Regions from separate parts of the Homo sapiens genome. Here regions 1 and 3 are each linked to region 2. Evidence: read pairs that join two places in POLR2A ChIA-PET (ENCODE). Cell type or tissue: MCF 10A. All regions are shown on one strand. Region 1 overlaps BCAS1-AS1 (BCAS1 antisense RNA 1). Region 2 overlaps BCAS1 (brain enriched myelin associated protein 1). Region 3 overlaps BCAS1 (brain enriched myelin associated protein 1).

Region 1 (4,000 bases), 130 kb before region 2:
GGAGTGGCAGTGGCATGACCTCAGCCCACCTCAACCTCTGCCTCCCGGGTTCAAGCAATTCTGCCTCAGCCTCCCGAGTAGCTGGGATTACAGGTGCCTGCCACCACGCCTGGCTAATTTTTGTATTTTTAGTAGACAGAGCGTTTCGCCATGTTGGCCAGGCTGGTCTTGAACTTCTGACCTCAGGTGATCCACTCGCCTCGGCCTCCCAAAGTGCTGGGATTACAGGCGTGAGCCACCATGCCCAACCCACTGTGGCTTTCTAAAGCCAGACTTAGAGTTAACCAGATCTGCTGAGATCTTTCCTTACTTACACCTACTAAAGGTGAATTTATTGTTCTTTTGTTAATGAATACATCAAAATACTCGTATCTTTTATTAATCTCAGATAAAAGATCACTAGAGTATTGGAGGAATCGTTTCTAATACAACTTTTTCAGAAGAGGGGAAAGCAGCTTTTCAAAATGAAAATGAGGTCACTATTTCGTTCACGTGACTGTCATCTTGTGAAGTTCATTTTATTACAACCTGATCTTATAAAAAGAATCTCATTTTGGTTTAACTTTTTTAGGCTACCTAACAGATAACTTAAAAGTTTAGCTGAGAGTATTTATTTCCAAATTCCACAGTTGTCTTAAGAAATTTTAGAAAAAAAGGCAAAACACTGTGTACAAAACAGTTCAATGTGGTGTTATCTAAAATAGTGTGGTTTGTAGTAATTCCACGTATAATAGTACAGCAAAAGAAAAATGACTTATTCAAGGCTTGTTACACTGACACCATGAGATATCTTGTAGCCATAAAATTGTAATCGTGTTGTTTATGAGGAAAAAGAAACCAAAGCGAAATATATCTGATATAATTTTACATACACAAAGCATAAAACAAAATAGTTTGCACTGAACTGGGGAGTCAGCCAGCGAGCATTTAATTGAGTGCCTACTATATGCCAGCTACTTTCATAAGTATGAAATGGTCAATGTAAAAAATATTTGCAAGGACTGTGTAAAATTAAGATTGTGCCGGGGAATGGGATTATCATGGTTGTTTTTCCGTTCTCTCCTCTAACGTTTAAAAATACGTTGTGGTTTCATAATAAAGAAAAATACATGTCTGAAACAGCGTCATAATAAACGTTGCAGATGCTGATTTTGTGCTAACTTGATGCCAGGCACTGCTCTGAGCAGTGTGTGTCTGTATCTGATTTACTTCCATGATGATGGTATTATCACCATAGAACAACGCCATTATTACCATAATAGCACCACGCCCATTTTATAGTGAAGAAACTGAGACAGGATGTTCTAGCTCAGTGTCTTAGCTTGAACAAGCTCTCCCACTTAGCTCAGTGGGAATCCATGTTCTTAACCAAGACTTCCAGCATATCACACAGGGGTCTGCAATACAGTTATGCATGTGGCAGCTCCTATAGTATTTTCTCGACATTTGGCCTTTGGAGTGGCTCCCTCCCATTATACTGGGGTGTTCTGTGTTTTTCTGATTTATCACTCCCCTAAATCTTTACTCATAGGCAATACTCAATCAGGCATTGAATAAATCAATCAATTCCCCTCTCATAAAAGAGGCCAGGGATAATGTTGTTCACTTTCTTTTCTTTTAGAAGTGTCTGTCAGCTCCCTGAGATTTTCATAGAATTTTTTTTTCCTACATGCCCCACCACTGCCAGTTTCAACAGACAAGGCTAACTCAGTTCACTAGACAAGCAAACACTTCAACTGAGAAGGCAGTGATAAACACAGGAAGTTATTTCACCCTGGGAATATTCCGGAAACCAACTTTGAATAATTGCTTCATGTTCAGTTGGACACAAGTTCACTCCCAGGTTGACTCACGTATGTAAATGCTCCTGACTACCATCTGACTGCATCACACACACACCCCTACCTTTCCAAAATGCTAACTACACAGCATGAATCAGCCGCTCCTGATTCAGAGCCCCGAGTCCTTCATCATCAACCTGGGCTCCTGCCTTTGTCTCCTACCCTCATCCAGTCCAACAGCAAACCCCACCCGCCCCATCTTCTAAATAAATCCAGAATCTGATCACTCCTCACCATCCTGCAGCAGCACCTCAGTCAAATTCCAGTCATCACTGAGCTGCGTGACAGCAACAGCCTCCAAACTCCTCTCCCCGTTTCTTCCATTGGAAGGCTTGGAGCTGATCTGACTTAAATTTTAAAAGACTCATTCTGGCCGCTGTGTGGAGGGTGCACTGGAAGCTCACCTCTTTCTCTGGACCAATTTCTATCTGCTTTTTCCCTTCACATCTAAAATAGGTGCTCCCCGGGGATTTGGCTCCTGATCTTATACATACATGTATATATATATATGGGGCGTGTGTATATATATACACACACACACACACGCACACACACATATTTGAAATGGAGTCTCACTCTGTCACCTAGGCTGGAGTGCAGTGGCGTAATCTCGGTTCACTGTAACCTCTGCCTCCCGGGTTCAAGTGATTCTCCTGCCTCAGCCTCCCGAGTAGCTAGGACTATAGGCAGGCACCACCACGCCTGGCTAATTTTTGTATTTTTAGTAGAGATGGGGTTTTGCCATGTTGGCCAGGCTGGTCTTGAATACCTGGGATTACAGGAGTGAGCCACTGTGCCCGGCCGCTGATCCAATATTTTACAAAGTTTGTGAAGAGGATGACTAATTCGTGGAATCACAGGTTTTAATAAGTTCAGGGGCACTGGGCTCAGCAACTTGCAACTGGTTATTTACTGCAGGGATTCTCAGAACCTTTAGTATCCTCACGTGTCCTGGGGATCCTCAAGAGAAAGACAACAGTGGGTGTTTTCAAACCATGATGTTGTCTCAGATTCCTCCAGGGCTTGCTCCCTTTGTCCTTCAGGTTCATGCTCCATGTCACCTCCTCAGAGAAGCTGTCGCTGGCTATCCATAACATCCCGTCCTCTTTCCCTGACTTAGTATTTTGGGATGTGTGGCATTTATCAACATTAATAAAACGATATCTCTTTTTTCCTATTTATTACTATTATTTTTGCTTATGTAACCTCTTGAATTATCTTTGCTGATTAGTTTCTGCTACTTAGAGTCAGTAACCCAGAATCTATTAATATAACCTTCAGGAGTGTGCATGACGAAGTTATATTCTGTCCTGCTTAGTCTTCAGTGGTCACACGTTTTTTGTTTTTTGTTAGACAAAACAAAACAAAAACCCAAAAACGTGTGACCACTGAAGGTCAAACGTGTGACCCTGCTCTGTTGCCCAGGCTGGAGTGCAGTGATGCCATCTCAGCTCCCTGCAACCTCCGCCTCCCAGTCTCAAGCAATCCTCCCATCTCAGCCTCCTGAGTAGCTGGGACTAAGGGCACACACCACTACACCCAGCTAATTTTTTTGTATCTTTTTTTTTTTTTGAAGGAGTTTTTGGTCTTGTTGCCCAGGCTGGAAGCAATGGCGGGATCTCGGCTCACTGCAACTTTTGCCTCCCGGTTTCAAGCAATTCTCCTGCCTCAACCTCCTGAGTAGCTGGGATTACAGGCATGCACCACCAAGCCTGGCTAGTTTTGTTTTTTGTTTTTTGTTTTTTTTTTGAGACGGAGTCTCCCTCTTTCGCCCAGGCCAGACTGCAGTGGCGCGATCTCGGCTCACTGCAAGCTCCGCCTCCTGGGTTCACGCCATTCTCCTGCCTCAGCCTCCAGAGTAGCTGGGACTGCAGGCGCCCGGCTAATTTTTTGTATTTTTAGTAGAGACAGGGTTTCACCATGTTAGCCAGGACGGACTCGATCTCCTGACCTCGTGATCTGCCCGCCTCGGCCTCCCAAAGTGCTGGGATTACAGGTGTGAGCCACCGTGCTCTGCCTAGTTTTGTATTTTTAATAGAGACGGGGTTTCTCCATGTTGGTCAGGCTGGTCTCGAACTCCCAACCTCAGGTTATCCGCCCGCCTCAGCCTTTCAAAGTAGTGGGATTACAGGCGTGAGCCACCGCACCTGGCCTTTTTT
Region 2 (4,000 bases):
TATGACTGTGTCTATTGAGCACAGCTCTGCACCTGTTGCTGGGCTGGGCACTAGGGTTACAGCTGTAAATTAAACAGGCAAGGCCCTCTGACTTCATGGAGCTGAAGTATGGTGCACAGGGAGAGAGTTAACATAGGAACAATAAATCCACAAACGAGGTTGTTTCTGATAGTTCAAGGCAGCATGGCACAGTGGTTATGACCACAGACTCTAGAGCAAGACTGCCTGGGCATGAATCCTCTCTCTGCCCCTTGTAGCTGTGTGTCCTTGGGAGAGTTAATTAGCCTCTCTGTGCCTCATAAGACTGCTATAAGGACCCAATGAGTTAATGCTTGTGACGTGGTTAGAACAATGTCTAGCTCATGTTAAGCAAAACATATCTGCTTATTAAACAAAAATGCATAGGGTTCTAAGTTATGAATAAAAGTAATTTTTTTTTGAGACGGAGTCTCTCTCTGTTGCCCAGGATGGAGTGCAGTGGTGCAATCTCGGCTCACTGCAACCTCCGCCTTCTGGGTTTAAGCAATTCTCCTGCCTCAGCCTCCTGAGTAGCTGGGATAACAGGTGCGTGGCACAACACCAGACTATTTTTTTTTTTTTTTGTATTTTTAGTAGAGATGGGTTTTCACCATGTTGGCCAGACTGGTCTCGAGTGCCTGGCCTCATGTGATCCACCCGCCTTGGCCTCCCAAAGTGTTGGGATTACAGGCATGAGCCACTGCGCCTGGTCGAATAAAAGTAATTAATAACATTACGTGAGATGGGATCATATGGGAGATGGCAGGTTGTGGCACTGCTGGGTAGGATGGTTCTGAAATGACTGTTAATGTGGTTATTGTCCCATAGGTGAAGGGCAAAGTTGAATATTTAATTTATGTCTCCCTTCCACAAGAAATTGTAAGCACCCTGACGTCAAAGGCAGTGTCTACCTTCACCCAATTTTGTATCTCCTAATCTTAGCAGTGTGTTTGCATTTACTGGGAGCTTAATTATTGTTAGTCAATGGAGGGAATAACGATTGATAGCATCTCTCACATATGAGGCACAGACCTAGGTACATGACCACATCATCACCAAACCTCTGAAGAGCTTCGTTATAATAATGTATGATATATAATAATAATGATGATAATAGCAAATCATTACTTAGCATGTTCTCAATTCCAAGCTCTAATTTTGGAGTGCTTCACCTGTATTGTCTCATGTAGTCCTATAGCACTCCTGTGAGATAGAGGTATCATGATTTCATTCTTCATATGAGGTAGCCGAAACTCGAGGGGGTTAAATCATTTTCCAAAGGTCACCCAGTTAATGAGCAAGATTCAAACACAGTCTGGCTGTGCTCCTAACCACCGGAATGTTCTGCATATTACTAGCTTCCCTTAAAAAGGAGGAATGGAACCTCCAAGACCCACCAAGGGCAAACATCCAGTGAGGAATTGACTCCTAGTATATCTGATCCCTACACAAGGACTCTTGCAGCCACTCCAAAGGCCTGCTGTCTTGCCACCTAAAGTTCTTTTGCACATGTAATTCCAATGTAGCCCATCTCCAAAGACCTAGCTTCTGGCTTATCTGCTCTAGTGGCTCTCGGAATAAAAATTAGGACTTTTGATTTCTGGCTGAAAGGAGTCAATGAGTCACCAGGGATTCTTGTGGATCTCTCGCCATTGGTGTGAGTTTTTATTCCCTGGTAGTAGACGCATTGAGCAATTAGATATTGAGGAGGCCAAAAAAAGGGTCATGGATCTCACCATGTGTTCTCTTGCAGGAATTTAATACATAACCAAATCTGGGGATTTTGTATGTCTTCTGATCATACCACATAATAAAGCTGAGCACTGTTAAAACATGTAGGACACTTGTTGTTTTGTGCTATTTTCTATTTATAAAATCCGTGACTCACACACTTGCATCAGATCATCGCTTCTGTCTGTTAATGGGACATTATGAATAATATAATATTGAATCCTCAAGACCAGGGTTGGCAAAGAACAGCGGTGGCTGGATTCAGCTCACTGCCTGTTTTAGTAGGCCAGTGAGCTAAAAATGAGTTTTAAATTTATAAATGGTTGGAAAAAAATTAGAAGAATCATAGAATGTGACACATGAAAATTATATGAAAGTCAAATTTTGGCATCCATAAATAAAGTTTTGCTGGAAGATAGTCATGCCCTTTTATTTATATATTGTCTATGATGGCTTTCATGCTATAATGGCAGAACTGAGTAGTTGCAACAGACACCTATGGCCTGCAAAGCCTAAGATATTTACTATCTGGCTCTTTACAGAAAGTTTACCAGGATTTGAGCCTACTGTGTATAAAAACAATGACAACAACTCTAAAAAATCATAGAAATGATAGAGTAATAACAATAACAACATTTGGTGAGTGCTTACCATCTGTTGAGAAACTTCTAGGAGCTTTATTTGCAGTAAAACTAATTTGCTCTTTGCAGCAATTCAACAAGACAGAGGTATTATTATTTCAATTTTGCTGGTGTGGAAACTGAGGCACGCAGGTTAAATGTCTCAGTCAAGGATACGCGCAAACACATACGTTCATATATACACATGCAAGAATATATACACACAAAGTATCTCTATCTAAATTCAGCTTTTAACAAGTTTTAAAATTATTTTAACAGTAGGATTACAAGCTTTATTTTAAAGCTCTTACTATTTAATGTAAATTCAATCCTAACAAAGCTACTTTGAATCAACACTTGAGGTTATGAAAAACCTTGGTGCTGGAAGACGCATGGTGTACAGAAGTAGGAGAGAAGATTTTTCTTCCCACAGAGTTGGGGTTACATTATTCTGATCATTGCACACCCTAAGTAGCCTCTCGGCCACTTCAAGGTGAAGGGCCCTGAAAGAAGGAAAATCTAATGGCGTGTCTTTTTCAGTGATAACCTGGATTCAGATATTGTCACTCTCCACCAGCAGATATAATGCATGTGTCGTGAAATTGCTCCTGCCTGTCCATCAACCTTTTAAAGAACAGGATTCATCTGGGTGGGACAAAAGCAAAAGGTTACTGCCATCTATTGGCTGATGTCAATATTAGCAGAAATGAATTCAGCCTACAGGACTAGGTCCAAACAACTGGGAAGGCTGAAAGAAGCATTTTGATGTTTTGCAATGAAGCCTTCTGTTCACAGTTGGCAAGAAGATGGCAACTCCTTCAGTGCCCCAAAGGTCCTGGAACTCGTAATAATGATAACCATATATGACTTGTATGGAGAGCTTGCCGTATGCCAGCCCAGTGCTGAAGCTCTATGTAGACATCAGTGTAGCACATAGGATAGGAATGTGGGCTCTGGAGTTTGGAATCCCTGAGCATCACTGAGCCTCGCTGGGCCTCAGTTTCCTCATCTGTAAAAATGGGGATAATTATAGCCTCCATCTCAAGGGGCTGGTATGGAGTCAAACCAGTGAATATAAGCAAAGTGCCCTGAACAGGGCCTGGCACATAAAGAGGACTGCACAAGAGTTAGCATGAGTAGGACTCTCACGGGTATGATCCTTGCTCTTTGAAGCCAGTTTCTCCCACAGGTGCCCGGTAGTGAGACTCTACCGAGGAATCCAGCAACATTTCTGATTCCTGTGATCCTCTCACCGAAAAGTCAATTTGGGGCCCTGGAATTTGTATTTTTAGCAAATGCCCCAGTGATTCTCATGATCAGACACCTATAGAAAATAGTGTGATGGTGACCATCTTCAAGCTTTTTCCAGGAGTGAGGATGCTCTAGGACACAGGACTCTTATGTTAAAATTGGAAAACCCTGGGCAAACCAGAATGACTTGGGTGGAGACTTTTTTTTAAATCCCCGTTTAATAGATGGGAAAACTGAGGCTCAAGGCAGTTCAGACAGTAATTCTTGTCTGTAATAGTTTTCTCCCATTTCTCAAAAAGGAGAAAAATAAATCAGATAGAGTTTTTCATGATAAACGTACAATTGAAAGAGCTAACTTTCATTTTTGAAAAAGAAAAAGT
Region 3 (4,000 bases), 55 kb before region 2:
CAGGAGCACCATTCATGAATTCATCCTCACTCAGTAACTATGTGGGGGTAGTTACATTACATACAAGCTGTGCAGAGGCCACACAGCATTAGCATGGGCTCTGAAGTTATGCTTTCACTGTGTATTGTGGACTTAAAGTTTGTGTCTCCCCAAATCCTAACCCTCAATGTGACTACATACAAGCTGTGCAGAGGCCAGCTGCCCAGGTCCAATCCCTGCTCTGCCATCTACACCTCTGCAGTACTGCACTTTCCCTAACTCTAGGTTGCAATTTGCTCATTTGTAAAAGTGGGGTGATGAGTAGCACCTGCCTTTTAGGGTTGTTGAGGGAGTAAATGGGATAATCCATATAAAGGACTTAGGAGAATGTGCAGTACAGAGGAAGCATTCAGTAATGGTTAGCTATTATTATTGTGTTTAATTTAATTACTGAGCACTGTGGTAAGCTGTGAGATTTACAAAAATGAATCTGACACTGTCTTCTCTCCTAGATGCTTGGAGCCTTATGGTGGATAAAGGTCAGTAGATAGGGACAAGTACTCTGATAAAAAGACAAGTGAGGCTAAGCACAGTGGCTCACATCTGTAATCCCAGCAATTTGGGAGGTCAATGCAGGAGAATTGCTTGAACACAGGAGTTCAAGACCAGCCTGGGCAATATAGTGAGACCTTGTCTCTATGAAACAAAGCAAAAACAAAACAAAACAAAACAAAACAAAACAGAAATTAGCCAGGCATGGTGGCATGCACCTGTGGTCCTAGCTACTTGGGAGGCTGAGGCAGGAGAATTGCTTGAGCCAGGGAGGTCAAGGCTGCAGTGAGCTATGATTGTGCCATTGCACTCCAGCCTGGGTGACAGAGCAAGACCCTGTCTCAAGATAAAAAGAAAAAAAAGACAAGTTAATTTCATCAGCCCAGTGGGTCTCAGCATAACTGGATTTTAGAATCACCTGGGCAGCTTTTTAAACAAATGCCAATACCCAGATTCCACCCCGACCAATTACATTAGTCTTTTTGGAGGCGAGGCTCAGATGTCAATATTTTTAGACCTCCCCAGGTGATTCCAGTGTGCACCAAGGTCAAGAGTGACTGAACTAGAAGGGAGAGGGAGACTTGAAGATGAAGCAGCATTTCCCCAAGGCCATGGAGCATAGGTTGCAAGTAGACTCGCAGAAACAGGGAGGAATGCGGGATGGTGATGGAGAAATTTCTGTCAAGTGGACATGGAGGAAGGCATGTGAGAAATGCAGAAAAAGATGAGGTGGGGATGGGTTTGGGGAGGGTTTAGGGGGCAGGTTATTCAGTTCAGCAGAGGTATGGGGGTTATGAAAAGCAAGATGGTTATAACAATAATTTGGAGTCAGACTGAGGAAGTGTTGACTGACATTTAAGGAGTAGGTGCCATGGAAGGTGTTTGGGCTCAGGCAGCCTCACTCTACCTTACCAGGATGGTGGGCACAGGGCAAAGGGGCTAAACAGCAGCAGAAGCAGCAGAGGGTTCCATCACATAATTTTGAAGTGGAGAAGTCCCCACCTATTCCCTGAAGAGAAACATCATGTGGATGCCCACAACGGAGAAGATATGGAGAGTCAGAGAGAACAATCTGCAAGGCAAAAAGCCTAGAGCCCTTTCCCCTTAACCCCTCCTCCCTAAACTCACATGCACTAGGGGAGGACGAGAAGAGGAAAAAAAGCAAGTCCCCCTTCTTCCAGACTGCAAGGACCTCAGGCCATGGTCAAGGCAGAGCTTGGTTCTAGCAGGAATTGGGATGAATGTTATAATGAATGTGTGATTAAAGTTTTAAAGTTGGATTGGGCTGGGCATGGTGGCTCACGCCTGTAATCCTAGCACTTTGGGAGACCGAGGCAGGCAGATCACCCGAGGTCAGGTGTTCAAGACCAGCCTGGCCAACATGGTGAAACCCCGCCTCTATTAAAAATACAAAAATTAGCTAGGCGTGGTGGTGCATGCCTGTAATCCCAGCTACGGTGGAGGCTGAGGCAGGAGAATTGTTTGAACCCAGGAGGTGGAGGTTGCAGTGAGCCAAGATCGCACCACTGCACTCCAGCCTGGGCGACAGAGTGAGACTCCATCTCAAAAAAAAAAAAAAAAAAGTTGGATTGAACAGGACTTTTGAATCACAGCAAGTCTGGGGACTTGCCTACGGTGTCATGAAAGATTAGGAGAGAAATTTTTGATCAAATATCTACTGTGTGCTTCCCACTGATGGAGGCAGTGAGAGTACAGCTCACAGTCCTTGGGGAGCTGAAATTCTCACAAGGGAAAAAACCGAAGTGGACAAAAACACAGATAAACTAATACATCTCACAGATGACTCAGGTGGTGAGGGCTGCTAAGGAGAAAAGAAAAGGCAAGGCCACGGAGGGTGAGGTGATGGGCTGCTGGCTACTTAGACAGTAGGCAAGGTTCTCTGAAGTTGGCGTGGAGGCAAGGAGGTAGCTCTTCTGATCCCCAGCCTGGGTCCACTGCTCTGAGCTACTCCGGTCTGACAGCCCACGTGCTCCCCAGTGCTCATCACAGAAAATAAAAGGGGCTATGTCTAGGTTGCCCGCAGCTCCTGTCCTGATTGGGTTTCCTAAAGGGCTGCAAGGCAATGATTCTTTTTTGTGGTTCCAGGGCTAGACATACAGGGGATATCTATTGAACTTTCTCAAAACAAAATGGAATACAGTGATGTCAGCTGAAGGGACTAGGAATTACTAAAATATCAAGTGGACCCTATGGATCTAGGTGGCCATCAGGATCTGCCATGATGGACGCCCTCTGAATGAGGAAGAAAGCTGTGAGTACTTCCGTAACCTGGAGAAAGAACCCTACTGGAGCAGACACAGTTCAAAAGAACTCCAGGAACACAGGAGCCCGCTGCCTTTCTGCATTGCCCCATGACATCTTCTCTAGCCTCTCTGCTTCCCTGATTTCCCAACTGCAGTAATGTCTCCTGCCTTGGACAGACAGTAGCTATGGAGGAGCAAGATCTGCCGGCCCAGGGCAAGGAGTAGGTTTGCCTGTGGCTCTTCCTGAGTGAGAGTTTTATGGCCTTTCCAGGTGAAATTCTCAGCTTGAACTTAAGCCCTTACTTTGAAATATTTTTTTTTTCTTCTTAGATTGACATTAAAAAATAACATAAGACTTCTGCTTCTGGGAAGATGGGGCACACACACTTTCTCCTGTTCCTCTCACCAAGGACAATGAAGAACCCTGGACATTATAGAGAAAACATACATAAAAGGATTCTGAAAGGTGGAGAAGAGAAGGCAGACCAGCTGAGGACCCGAGGAAAAACACGATGGTGAATTCCTTGGGTTTTCTTTTTGCCTCAAGTACCCCAGACTTGGAGTTGAAGAAATTAGCAACCTGGAAACACCTATAGGCTCTGACATACTCACAAATCCTTTCCGAAAGCCTACTCTCTCTGACTAAAGGACCAGGAAAGGGCAATCTGGCAAGACAGAAAACTTTTAGACAATGACCATACTACTCCAGCCAAATACCACAGGACATTCTGTGGTCTCACCATCTCCCATGCCAGAGAAAGCCAAGTGGGGAGCCTAGACTTCCACTTTCACAAGACCGTAATAGGTTATCCCAATACCCCTGCAAGATGGCATCTGTGGGGCTAAGTAGGGAGCTGGGATTCTCATCCTCACCGGTTGGTAATAAGCCCTCCCCACCATGGTGTCCGCGGGGACCACATGGGGAGCCTGGACTTCCAACCCCACCCAGGAGCAATGAGATGCTCCTCCCTCTCCCCACTGGGGTGGTGTGAGAAGAGACCCAGTGGAGTTAGCGTCAGCCAGTGGTAATGAGACCTCCACTGTGGTATCAGTGAAGGTCATGTGAGCAGAAAACTCCCGCCTCCACCCAGTAGTAATAAGGAGTATACCCCCGCCCCCCAACAATGGAGGCTGGTGAGAAACCTGGATGTTTGCCTCCACCTGACAGTAATGAGGTAGCAGCCCCAGTACTGCTGGAATGGTGT

What was found. ChIA-PET counts read pairs that join two places held together with the same protein. Peaks named below come from ENCODE experiments on the same cell type or tissue, not always from the same donor. Only the 100,000 strongest peaks of a DNase experiment are listed, where the experiment ranks them.
Region 1: POLR2A ChIA-PET joins it to region 2 with 8 read pairs; 7 of 35 experiments call an interaction of 5 or more read pairs at or near these places.
Region 3: POLR2A ChIA-PET joins it to region 2 with 6 read pairs; 5 of 35 experiments call an interaction of 5 or more read pairs at or near these places.

What each region holds. Positions count from the first base shown.
Region 1 is chr20:53,924,924-53,928,923 of GRCh38, forward strand. The region is part of intron 1 of BCAS1-AS1 (BCAS1 antisense RNA 1); the gene reads left to right. Among named protein-coding and RNA genes, the nearest start is that of BCAS1-AS1, 11 kb to the left of the region's middle. In MCF 10A, no CTCF peak of the experiment used is centred here; a DNase peak (open chromatin) is centred at 1,838.
Region 2 is chr20:54,059,892-54,063,891 of GRCh38, forward strand. The region is part of intron 1 of BCAS1 (brain enriched myelin associated protein 1); the gene reads right to left. Among named protein-coding and RNA genes, the nearest start is that of MIR4756, 6.6 kb to the right of the region's middle. In MCF 10A, a CTCF peak has its summit at 3,053 (motif pointing left); DNase peaks (open chromatin) are centred at 1,830 and 3,040.
Region 3 is chr20:54,004,614-54,008,613 of GRCh38, forward strand. All of the region lies in intron 4 of BCAS1 (brain enriched myelin associated protein 1), which reads right to left. Among named protein-coding and RNA genes, the nearest start is that of MIR4756, 62 kb to the right of the region's middle. In MCF 10A, no CTCF peak of the experiment used is centred here; no DNase peak of the experiment used is centred here.